2 separate regions of the Homo sapiens genome follow, and region 1 is linked to region 2. A link is a contact called in ENCODE Hi-C or POLR2A ChIA-PET data. All regions are on one chromosome and are shown on one strand. Each heading gives the region's core, a stretch centred on a gene start or an enhancer-like site at or near the end of the contact. The rest is flanking DNA. Distances are from core to core; before and after follow the strand shown.

What was found. A loop is a pair of places that touch in the nucleus more often than their neighbours do. ChIA-PET counts read pairs that join two places held with the same protein, here RNA polymerase II (POLR2A). Pooled maps may share reads with other maps.
Region 1: POLR2A ChIA-PET joins it to region 2 with 15 read pairs in activated T-cell. The contact joins two enhancer-like sites. A Hi-C loop is called at or near these places in 3 of 50 pooled maps. POLR2A ChIA-PET finds 5 or more read pairs at or near these places in 4 of 52 experiments (BJ, H1, T-cell and 1 more).

What each region holds. Positions count from the first base shown.
Region 1 is chr13:45,287,755-45,293,693 of GRCh38, forward strand. No RefSeq gene overlaps it. Among named protein-coding and RNA genes, the nearest start is that of SNORA31B, 46 kb to the right of the region's middle. Within about 2 kb of position 4,582, at least 2 of the 41 ENCODE cell types and tissues checked have a DNase peak (open chromatin) inside an H3K27ac peak, as active enhancers do.
Region 2 is chr13:45,139,924-45,145,868 of GRCh38, forward strand. All of the region lies in intron 2 of GTF2F2 (general transcription factor IIF subunit 2), which reads left to right. Among named protein-coding and RNA genes, the nearest start is that of GTF2F2, 22 kb to the left of the region's middle. Within about 2 kb of position 3,653, at least 6 of the 41 ENCODE cell types and tissues checked have a DNase peak (open chromatin) inside an H3K27ac peak, as active enhancers do.

The sequences.
Region 1 (5,939 bases), core at 3,332-5,831, 150 kb after region 2:
CCTCCTTGAATCCTGACACCCGAACTCCTCCTAGCCACAGGATGAAGACTAAACTTCCACCCTCCTTAAATCCTGACACCCAAACTCCTCCTATCCACAGGATGAAGAATAAACTTCCACCTTTAGAGTCAAGATCCTTTCGCTAACAATGTAATCTCTGTGACATTTAAGTACCTTGTAGAGGCCAGGCACAGTGGCTCACACCAGTAATCCCAGCGCTTTGGGAGGCCGAGGCGGGTGGATCACACAAGGTCAAGAGATTGAGACCATCCTGGCCAACATGGTGAAACCCCGTCTCTACTAAAAATACAAAAATTAGCTGGGCATGGTGGTGTGCGCCTGTAGTCCCAGCTACCCGGGAGGCTGAGGCAGGAGAATCACTTGAACCCAGGAAGCAGAGGTTGCAATGAGCCGAGATCGCGCCACTGCACCCCAACCTGGCGACAGAGCGAGTCTCCGTCCCGCCGCAAAAGAAAGTACCTTGTAGAGAGTGCAGCTTTAGAGTGGACTCTATGATTTAGACCTCTGCATGGTTGAGGCTCCCAATGCAGTTGTGTTGTGGGGAGGGGTGCTGGGCTGAGAGGGGAGCTGCAGACATCACCTGCTGCAGATCACCTTCACCGCATTGGCCGTTTTCCCTAGCATTTGTGTGAGAGAGTCCAGGAGATGATAAAGTGGCTCTCTTTTTTATTTTGTTTGCCCTTTTTTCTTTTTCTTTTTCTTTTTTTTTCCTGACACAGGGTTTCACTTTTGTTGCCTGGGCTGGAGTACAGTGGTGCAGTCTCGGCTCACTGCAACCTCCACTTCCTGGGTTCAAGTGATTCTCCTGCTTCAGCCTCCCGAGTAGCTGGGATTACAGGTGCCCACCACCACACCTGGCTAATTTTTGTATTTTTGGAAGAGACGGGGTTTCACCATGTTGGCCAGGCTGGACTCCTAACCTCAAGTGATCTGCCTGCCTCGGCCTCCCAAAGTGCTCGGATTAGTTTCTCTGACGTGAGTCCAGAGAAAGTTCCTGAGCCTGATATCATTTTCTTTTTTATTTTTAAAGAGATGGTGTCTCACTAATGTCACACAGGCTGGAGTGCAGTGGCAGGATCATGGCTCACTGCAGTCTCAAACTCCTGGGCTCAAGCAATCCTCTCATCTCAGCCTCCCAGGTAGTTGGGACTACAGGCATGCACTACCATGCCTGGCTACTTTTTTAAAACGTTTTTTGTAGAGATGGGGTCTCACTGTGTTGTCCAAGCTGTTCTCAAACTCCTGGGCTCAATTGATTCTCCTACCTCAGCCTCCCAGAGTGCTAGGATTGCAGACATGAGCCGCTGTGCCTGACTTAATGTCATATTTTATTTTATTTTATTTTTTTGAGACGGGATCACTCTGTCGCCCAGGCTGGAATGCAGTGGCGCAGTATCAGCTCACTGCAACCTCCACCTCCCGGGTTCAAGCAGTTCCCTCCCTCACCCTCCCAAGTAGCTGGGATTACAGGCACCCGCCACCACGCCCAGCTAATTTTTGTTTTTTTTAGTAGAGATGGGGTTTCACCATGTTAGCGAGGATGGTCTCGATTTTTTGACCTTGTGATCCACCCACCTCGCCCTCCCAGAGTGCTGGGATTACAGGCGTGATTACAGGTTGCAGTGAGCCAAAATTGTGCCACTGCACTCCAGCTTGGGCAACAGAGGGAGACTCCATCTAAAAAAAAAAGAAAAGCAGGGGCTTTTAGCTGATTGTGTTACAAACTGTAAATTTTTATTTTTTTTTGAGACGGAGTCTCACTCTGTCCCCCAGGCTGGAGTGCAGTGGCGCCATCTCGGCTCACTGCAAGCTCTGCCTTGTGGGTTCACACTATTCTCCTGCCTCAGCCTCCCAGGTAGGTGGGACTACAGGCACCGGCCACCATGCCTGGCTAATTTTTTGTATTTTTAGTAGAGACGGGGTTTCACTGTGTTAGCCAGGATGGTCTCGATCTCCTGACCTCATGATCCATCTGCCTCAGCCTCCCAAAGTGCTGGGATTACAGGCGTGAGCCACCGTGCCCGGCCTAGAAACTGTAAATTTAAAAGGACTTTGCAGATGCGTTAGCTTTCAGTTTAACTGAGTTCTATTAAGTCATTTAGTCTAAAATATTAGGGCTTTCAAGAATGATTTTCTTGTGTACCGTATTTTTAAATGTTGAAACTTATATTTAAGTGGTCTCAAGGGTATAAGTTTTTTTATTGTGTTGTAGAAGTGTGAGTTCACCAAAAGAATATGTTTCTGGACTAAAAACTATAATCTGGTTTGGTCATGAAACACAATGGCTATTTGTTTGGGAAGTATTTACTAAGCATGACTGTATCTCAGGCACTAGAGACACAAAAGCACTAGACATAAGCATTCACAATCTAGTGGGAAATGCAGCTGTGGATGGGTAACAATACCGTGTAGGTACAGAAGTGCAAATGAAGTGTTGCTCTCCATGAGAAGACTCTAGTTAATTCATTGTTGCCACTTGTGCTCTTCATGGATTTCCAGTGTTTCAGGTATTTGAATGCAGTAACGTATACTTAATTTTAAAACCTCATTGAATATAATTTAATCATTGATAATTCTTAAGACACAAAAGGATTTATACAGTGCCTCAGGCTGATCTATTATGAACACACAGTGGATGTCTGTAATACAACGATCTCAATAGAATGTTGAATTAAGAGCTTACTGGGCTGGTCCTCTTGACATTTAAGCTTTACTTCTGATTACCATTCCAGTGTATTTCCTTGAACAAAAGCCTGTCAACCACTTTGCCATTTATTTATTCAGTGAAAAATCATTGCTGCCAGGCACGGTGGCCAGCACTTTGGGAGGCCAAGGTGGGTGGATCGCCTGAGGTCGGGAGTTCGAGATCAGCCTGACCAACATGGAGAAACCCCATCTCTACTAAAAATACAAAATTAGCCAGGCGTGGTGGCACATGCCTGTAATCCCAGTTACTCAGGAGGCTGAGGCAGGAGAATTGCTTGAACCCAGGAGGCGGAGGTTGTGGTGAGCTGAGATCGCACCATTGCACTCCAGCCTGGGCAACGAGAACAAAACTCCGTCTCAAAAAAACATTGCTGCCCACTGTGTGCCAGGCACAGGGGTAGAGGTGATACGTATTTGTGATAATACGTACTACCAGTTCTCTGCCTGTCTTACTAAATAAAAAGGAAGAATAATAGCTCATGTTTCTTGGACCCTTACTGTGTGTCCAGCACCATGCTAAACATTTAACTCATATAACTCATTTAATCCTCCCAGCCACCCTGTAATCTGTGTTCTCTTATTATCTGTGTTCTATCAATGTGAGTCCAGAGGCACTGAAAGGTTAAAGAACCTGCCCTTGGTCATACAGTAGAATATACAGTAGAACCTGCCCCAGGTCTAGCCAAGGAAAGGAGGCAGATCAAATCCCAGAATGGCACTGTGGAACATAGGCTCCTGGCCACCATGTGTTAGATAATGGGTGCTCCACTGCTCAGTGCCCACAGCTATCATTCACCTCCCTAGGGTTCAGTGACTCCTCACTAAATGCTGGTGGCAAAGTCTCAAGAGTTACCTTTCCTGAACCAAAAATAATTGCTTCAGGATTCTGCCTCAGTTGCTTTGCCTGTAGAGATTGGGTTTCCAGTGTTTATTTCTTTTGTAGAGTTTCTTATTATGGAATGATGTTCTGTCTTTGCTGTAGATTCAGATGAGGAGATACTTCCCATTAATGACCACAGATGGCCAGTGTATTTGATTTATTTCCATCCAAGACTCAATGACTCTCCAATGCCAGGCTCATGAGAAAATTGCCGGCTTGGGTGGTCACAGCTGGGGGTCTTTGCCATGGCCCAGTGAGCACAAAGGAAGTCCGTCAGCTTGAGACCCCCAGGTAATGGGGATACAGAGACGAACAAATAAGACAGGTCCTTGCATTTAGGGAGCTGTGGTATTGAAGAAGACTGGGAAGCAAATAAATGGCAGCATAGTGTCTTAAGTGCAGCAGTAGAAATATATGGGAGAATGTTTTAAGAGCTACCTACATTCAAAGCTTGGGACTTTGAACAAGTTGCCTACCATCAGTGCCTGTTTACTTGTCTGTGAAACCGAAATGTTAAAGAGTATCTATCTCATAGAATTGTGATGAAAATTAAATGTCAATTTAATGCTCATATATGGAACACTGCATGGCACATAAAAAGTACTTTATCAGGGTTGGCTATTATATAAAATATGGGGTAGCACAGAGAATGAAACAACTAGTTAAATTTTTGGAGAATCAGGAAAGCTTCTTAGGAGTTGGTATATGAATTGTGTTTTAAAGAAGTCTAGGAGTTCATAAAAGTCAAAGAGCAGGAAATACAGAAAGAGCAAATACAAGAGAATTCTAATAGCCTTACTTCCCCAGGTGGTTTGAATGAGAACCTGCACACACTTTCAGTGTACCTGCAGATACAGCAGATTGTAAAGGATTGTGACTTGACAAGTTAAGTATTTTCTCAGTCTAATAGAGCAACTTGGAATCAGGTAATCTGACCCTGGGCCCAAGTGGAATGGATGAGGTGTTAGGCGGGGCTAACCTCCATCAGCTCTGCACACAGGTGCAAACTGATGCCAACAACTCAATGACTCCTTTATTTGCAGCAGGCTTTTTCCTGTTGACTCATCCCTGAACACATTTCTTTAATATAGTCTAATTAGAGTAGCATTCCAAAACAGCCTGAGAGAATTATGTGTTAGAAGTTTGAGGTCCCAATCACTTACTCTCCATCACTGCAAGCTCTAATAAAGATAAATAAGGAGGAGGAGCTAAATGAGGTCAAATGATTCACCTTCTTGGTGGAGGCTCAGTAACTCCTAGCTGGACTAAAGAACCTAGCTAAGAGCTGAGGCCAAAGTGGAGAATCTCCTTATCTTTTTTCAAGCAGAGATAACGGGTCACCAACGGAAGTTGGCCTGACTTACCACTTGCAGGTGAAAAATCTGGAGTAGTTGGTCTCCCAGAGGTGTCACAGCCTAGTGTGCACACCCTGTGGGAGTGGACATAGGGGTTCAAGAACACAGCAAATACAGAATGGGAAATGGATGAACCTAACCACATCAAAATTCCCTCATACATTGTTAAGGAATGTTTGTTAACTTAGTGGACATAGAAAAGATGGACTTTTGAAAAGGCACAAATGATTGAATGGTAGCAGGCTACCAAATGAACTCTTATCCAAGTGCCTTCAAGCCTGCCTACTCCCCCAGATTCCCCTCTGGACTACCAATTACCTCCACCCCTATCCCAAAGACACAGCTGAGACATTTGTGAGCACTCGCTCAGCCATATGTTCAGACATTTGTCAGATGTTGACCTCCAAGAGACACAACTGGCATGAAACTGCCAATTAGCACTTCAGAAATAATGTTCTCTCACCAGTGATGCTAAAAGGGAAACTTCATATAAAGGAGAATATATTTGTGAAACGCATATAAAGGATTGTATCCAGACTATATAAAGGTCTCTTAAAACTTTAATAAAATAATAAAACAATTCAGTTTTAAAACAGGCAATATCCAGGCGAGGTAGAAAAAAGAAAAAAAATTAATAAATGTGAGAACATACATTTCATCAAGAAGGTATAGATGAACAAGCACATGAAAAGCTGCTCAGCATAATTGGTCATTAGAGAAATGCAAATTACAAAAGAATGCTGCATACCTATCAGAATAGCTAAAACTTTTTTTTTTTTTTTTTTTGGTGGGGAAAGGGGGTGTTTTGTTTTGTTTTTGAGACGGAGTATATCTCTGTCACCCAGGCTGGAGTGCAGTGGCACAATCTCGGCTCACTGCAACCTCTGCCTCCCCAGTTCAAGCGATTCTCCTGCCCCAGCCTCCCAAGTAGCTGGGATCACAGGCGTTCTTCACCACACCCAGCTGACTTTTGTATT
Region 2 (5,945 bases), core at 2,403-4,902:
AAAATGGCACAGTATTTACGTATAACCTACACACATCCTTCTGTATACTTTAAAGCATCTCTAGATTACTTATAACTAATACAGTGTAAAAACTATGTAAATAGTTGTTACTATTTGTTTTTCTCTTTTTTTTGAAACAGGGTCTCACTCTGTTCCCAGGACTACAGGCAAGCACTGCCATGCCCAGCTAATTTTTTTTTTTTTTTTCTCGTAGAGGCAGAGTCTCCCTGTGTTGCCTTGGTTGGTCTCAAACTCCTGGGCTTAAGGGATCCTCCCTCCTCAGCCCCTAAAGTGTGGGTGTTACAGGCATGAACCACCATGCCCAGCCGATGTTTAAAATATTTTCAGTCTGCAGTTGGTTGACTCCACGAATATTGACCACTCAGATATAGGGGGCCAACTGTAATATCTCGTTTTCTCAAGGAATGATTGAGTATATGTTCATAGTGGAGTCAGGCTTGTATTCTGGCCTTTTATTGGTCAGAAAACTCCAGCATGTCCTAGTTCTAACTCAATCATTTACTATGAGTGAGACTTTGTACAAGTCACTGAATCTTCTGACTTTAGATTTCTTATCCTAAAAGTTGCCTTTTTGCAGGGCTTTTATATGAATCCATTAAGATAATATGGAAATAGTTATTTATTTGTATATTTAAGTTTATAAGATGAACATATTCCTGGAAAGTTGTAGATGTGTCACATTTTTATGAGTTGTCATACTTTTATTGAAAGAGAAAAATAATATTGAAATGTACAGGTTTTTTTTCCCTCAATGTGAAGTTCTTTGTAATGTACATAATTAGCTACTGTTCTGTAATGAACTTCAGAGTTTTTTATATTAGGTTTTACTGAAATGGGAGCCACAACCAAGATAAAATCTCAGGAATGTATGTCACTGAAGAAAGGCAGGCTAAAGGAGAGAGTACTTAGATGATGAACCTCATGGTATTGTGGAGTGCCTTCACAATACAGCTCAAGACCTGGCTTCTAGTCCTGAATGGCTGTTGATAGTTGTTTGGCTTTGGGCCTTACACTTCTTGTTTGTAAAATGTGGATAATAATGCCTTCCCAACCCATAGGATGTTTATAAAACATTAAATAGCTTAGCATTTGTTAAAATATTTGTAAACTCAAATGTTCTCCTTCCATGTAATATTCATGTCCCATGAATAATACATTCCTGAAAACCTCTATGTAAAGAAAATACCTGGTTCAGAAATATAGTATCTCTTTTTGGGAGGAGGGGGAAAATATTACAGGAAAAAGAGTGAAAGGAAACAAGGCTGAGAGAAACCCATGTAAATCTCAAGTACCACTTTGATCACTAAAGTAAAATATTAAAGATAGCATGCTAAATAAGCAATAATGGGCATGCTGCAATTTTTCCTTATGAATCCTTGCTTGGTAGAAAATCTCAAGGTCTTTTTCTTTCTTAGTTTAAAGCAGATGGTCCACATAGTTGCTAATCCACATAGGGTGGCTAAACCTCCAGGTTTGCCTGGAACCCTCCCAGTTTATGTGTTTCCCTATGCAATTATTAATAGTGCCCCCTTTTCCACTCTCCAGGGTGTCCTGGTTTTGATAATATAGTTGTCCTAAGTGTTAGCAGATGTGTGTGTAGGGGTAGGGGTGAAGACGGTGGGTAGTTATTCTATGCATTACTAGGCTGATTTATGAGCTGGCATTGTTTGATTTCTCTAGGGATCCAACCAAAGTTCCTTACAAATACTGTGTGTGTGTGTTTTAGTGTATAAGTAATACCTACTTTCTTGTTTTTTTTCCTTTAAAATTTTTACAAAATGAAAAGGTCTCTGTTTTCCCCATTCACATGCTTTAGAGGTGGCCATGGGTAACTGCTTGGTATGTAAGCCTCCAGATTACTCTCCATACAAATCATTTTGGGTGTTTAATACGGACAAAGTTTTAAAACATTGTTATGTTTTAAATCCACTAACCAGAGCAAGGTATTTTTCTAACCCCTTTAGGCTTAGTTTTGCTAACTTCAGAACATAGCACAGAAGTCTGATTTTGCTTTCCTTGTTGTTCTCTCTTGTATGTAGTTCTGAGGCTTTGGTTTACTTTGTTGCATCTTGATCTCTTCCCTAGAGTACATGGCCAGTACTTACATTCCTTGTTTTTCTCACTTTAGTCTTGAATTCTTTTGAAAGTAAAACCTCAGTAGAAGTGAGTTGAAATTATTTTATTCAAATCAGTTTCCTCAACCACAGTTGAAGAAAAAGTAAGCCCACCATTTTGTTTTTGAGATGGAGTCTGGCTCTGTTGCCCAGGCTGGAGCGCAGTGGCGTGATCTCGGCTCACTGCAACCTCCGCCTCCTGAGTTCAAGCAATTCTCGTGCCTCAGCCTCCTGAGTAGCTGGGATTATAGGCGCCTGCCACCATGCCCAGCTAATTTTTTTTATTTTTAGTAGAGACAGGGTTTCACCATGTTGGCCAGGCTGGTCTTGAACTCCTGACCTCAAGTGATCTGCCTGCCTTGGCCTCCCAAAGTGCTAGGATTACAGGCGTGAGCCACCACGTCTGGCCCTCAGAATTTCTTAAAAGGGAATCTAGTGGTTTTTACCTATGCCAATATCAGAGACAAATAAGGAGCAAATTGTGTGTGTTTGCATGTTTTATATGTAGGCAACAGGTCTAGCAGATTTTCTACCTAACGTAACACATAATCAGTCTTGTAGAAGATCTAGATACTTTTAGTGATGAGAACAGACTTATAGTAATTAGTACCCTAAGACTGCTATGAAAATGCTTGAAAACAGCTTGTTGCCTAGTTGGTCTCCTGGCTGTATTCTCCAGGCTGTCTTGTTTACTTTACTAATTTACTTAGTTTTCATTGCTGTTACTGAATTAACTAAATTCACTGTTAAACAAGTGTAGGATGGGTGGGGAATGTCTTACAGTGCATGTGACTAGGTTATCAGGATTTTAGTTGATTTTGAGCTTAATATGAGTCATCAAATTTATGAGCCGATAAACAAAAGGCTCCATTGATAGATGTCTGTTGTTTAGAATGAAGTGGAATGATAATCCTCCTCCTTACTTTGCCAGTCAGCTCACAGTGAAAACATTATGTTCAGTTCTTAGTGCTGCACTTAAAGAGAGACATGGATGAATAAGATCATTCAGTGGAGTGAGACTAGGATAATCAGAAAGCTGGAAAAAAAAATTAATGTCTTATAAGGAACATTTGAAAGTCTAGGGCTGTTAAGAGAAGATGTAGGGCAGACCAGGTAAACTGTACTCACAGATGTAGAATCAACTACTGATTCCTAGAGGCAGATTAACCTCTAAGTATGTAGGTTTATAGGTTATAGGTTATAGGTTACCTGTGGTTTAAAAAAATGTGTATTTGGGTACAAAATGAAAACAACTAAGATTTTAGAAAGGCAGTGTGGCATACTGGTTATGAGTATGGACCTGGGAATTAGCCTGAGGTTTAGTCCTTACCCTATCACTTACTAGCTATGTGACTTTGCGTAAATTGTTTACTCTGTTTCCTCATCTGAGGAGATGATATTAATACCTCATAGGTTCAAATGCATGTAAAATACGTAGTTAATAAGAGTTCTCCTGCTGTTGTAACCACGCATACTACACAGGCCAGATAGTAGATACTGCATTGTGTCTAATGTGGTGTGGGAGGACCTTCCCTCCCTACCACATCTTCCGAAGCTCAGCAGCAGCTTGCTGTGTGTCGCAGGCCAGAAACTAGGAGATCTGTATGGCGTGGCTGCTTATTCCAGAAGACAGGGCTGTGGGTGGAGAGATTGGGAGAGGCAGAGAGGAGGGAAAAGACGTGCAGCCTGGAATGCAGCTCTTCCTGAATTTGGTTCTGTCTTAATACTCGAAAAAAGGAGAGTCCAGTTGTGAATAAGATGAGAGTAACAGCTTGTTCTGACAGTTGGTAACATTTGGACCATTTTTATCAAGCAATTTATATGATATTTCTAAACCAATGTACCTGGATTATTTTTGTATCTTTGGACATCTGATGTGTGCCACATTTTAATTAGTTTATAGTTTTGCTGGTCTGGGCATGGTGGCTCACACCTGTAATCCTAACACTTTGGGAGGCTGAGGCAGGTGGATCACCTGAGGTCAGGAGTTCGAGACCAGCCTGGCCAACGTGGTGAAACCCCGTCTCTACTAAAAATACAAAAATTAGCCAGATGTGTTGGTGTGTGGCTATAATCCCAGCTCCTCGGGAGGCTGAGGCAGGAGAATCGCTTGAACCCGGGGAAGCAGAGGTTTCAGTGAGCGGAGACCTCACCATTGCACTCCAGCTTGGTCAACAAGCGCAAAACTCAGTCTCAAAAAAAAAATTAGTTTATAGTTTTGCTTTAGCTTGTTTAATTTTAAAGGCAACCTTCTTTGTACATCACCATCCTGCCTCAGAATACTTCAGTTGTCCAAATGTTTGATATATGTTATATCTTATTGATAATCATGTAGCCTGTACTAATAATATGGCTTCTCCCCGAGATTTTTATTTCTAGCTTTATTTCTTTTTTTGGTCTTTTTTTTTTTTTTTTTTTTTGAGACAGAGTCTCACTCAGTCACCCAGGCTGGAGTGCAGTGGCGCGATCTCGGCTTGGGTTCACGCCATTCTCCTGCCTCAGCCTCCCGAGTAGCTGGGACTACAGGCGCCCGCCACCACGACTGGCTAATTTTTTGTATTTTTAGTAGAGACGGGGTTTCACTGTGTTAGCCAGGTTGGTCTCGATCTCCTGACCTCGTGATCCACCCGCCTCGGCCTCCCAAAGTGCTTATTTCTAGCTTTATTTCTAAACATGTTTAACATTCTGGGTCATGTGGGGACCCGCTAATAATAAAAAGTATGGAAACAAAAAATTAATGAGACACAATTTTTCTGTTATAAAATTGACTGAGTTTAGAACAGTGTTATACTGATAATATGATGACGGGAGTTCAATTTGTTACAAACTTTCTGAAAGGCAGTCTGGCAACATATATGTGTGTGTATATAACTTACACAACATGCACACATATTCCTGCTCAAAACAACATAGAATAACAATCCCACTGTTTTCTCTGCCAGTTAGCTCACAGCTCAAGCATTTTATTCAGTTCTCGATGATGCCATTATCTAGAGAGATAGACAAATGAGCTCATCCAGTAGAGTGGGACTGGGATAATGAGAAAGCTATAAAAATTAATAAAAAAAATTCATGCCTTTCATCCAGCAATTCTGTAAATTTCTCTTTGTTTCTTTCATTCCATCAACTGCTAGGAACTTATCCCAGGGAAGTAATAGGTGAGTGATGGAAAGATTAATATATGAGGATAAATTAATAGTAAAATATTTATGCCCTTTTGACATGTCTTCATCATTCTTTGAGCACTTGTTATTTTTTTGACATAGAGAGATGTTTTAGACTCATCTTATACATTTCTGCCTAAGCCCTGGAGTTAGCCATTTCTCCAAGGGGTTGGCCATGGTTCCTTTTAGGGGAGAATGATATTTAGAAACTAAGATCTGGATACCCCAAATGCTTCTTGCTGCTTCCAAGGCCTTCTCAGTGAACAGAGCTAGGGAGCATATGTACACACACACATACCTCCCCCACACACATCCCTCTTTACATCTGTATTTCTATATTTACATATATTGAAATGAGTTTGCACTAATATATCCAGTTCCAATAAAATACCACATACTTTGTTCCAGTTTTCTTCCTTTTCTTACTTGTGCTTCTTTTCCAAAAGTGAGAAACCTGGTTCCTGTTGTCCTTAATATAGTTACTTATTTGTTTGGGCCTCTGTTCTTACTTGTTCAGTCCGTTCCCAACTCCATGTGCAAATACCCTATTCACCCTGCTTGGGCTGTAGCTCCCCTCAGTGTGCTGCCACTTTTGCTGTCCTCCACTGGGACACCCTCCTCACCCTGTTCAGGCTTTCATTCCTGT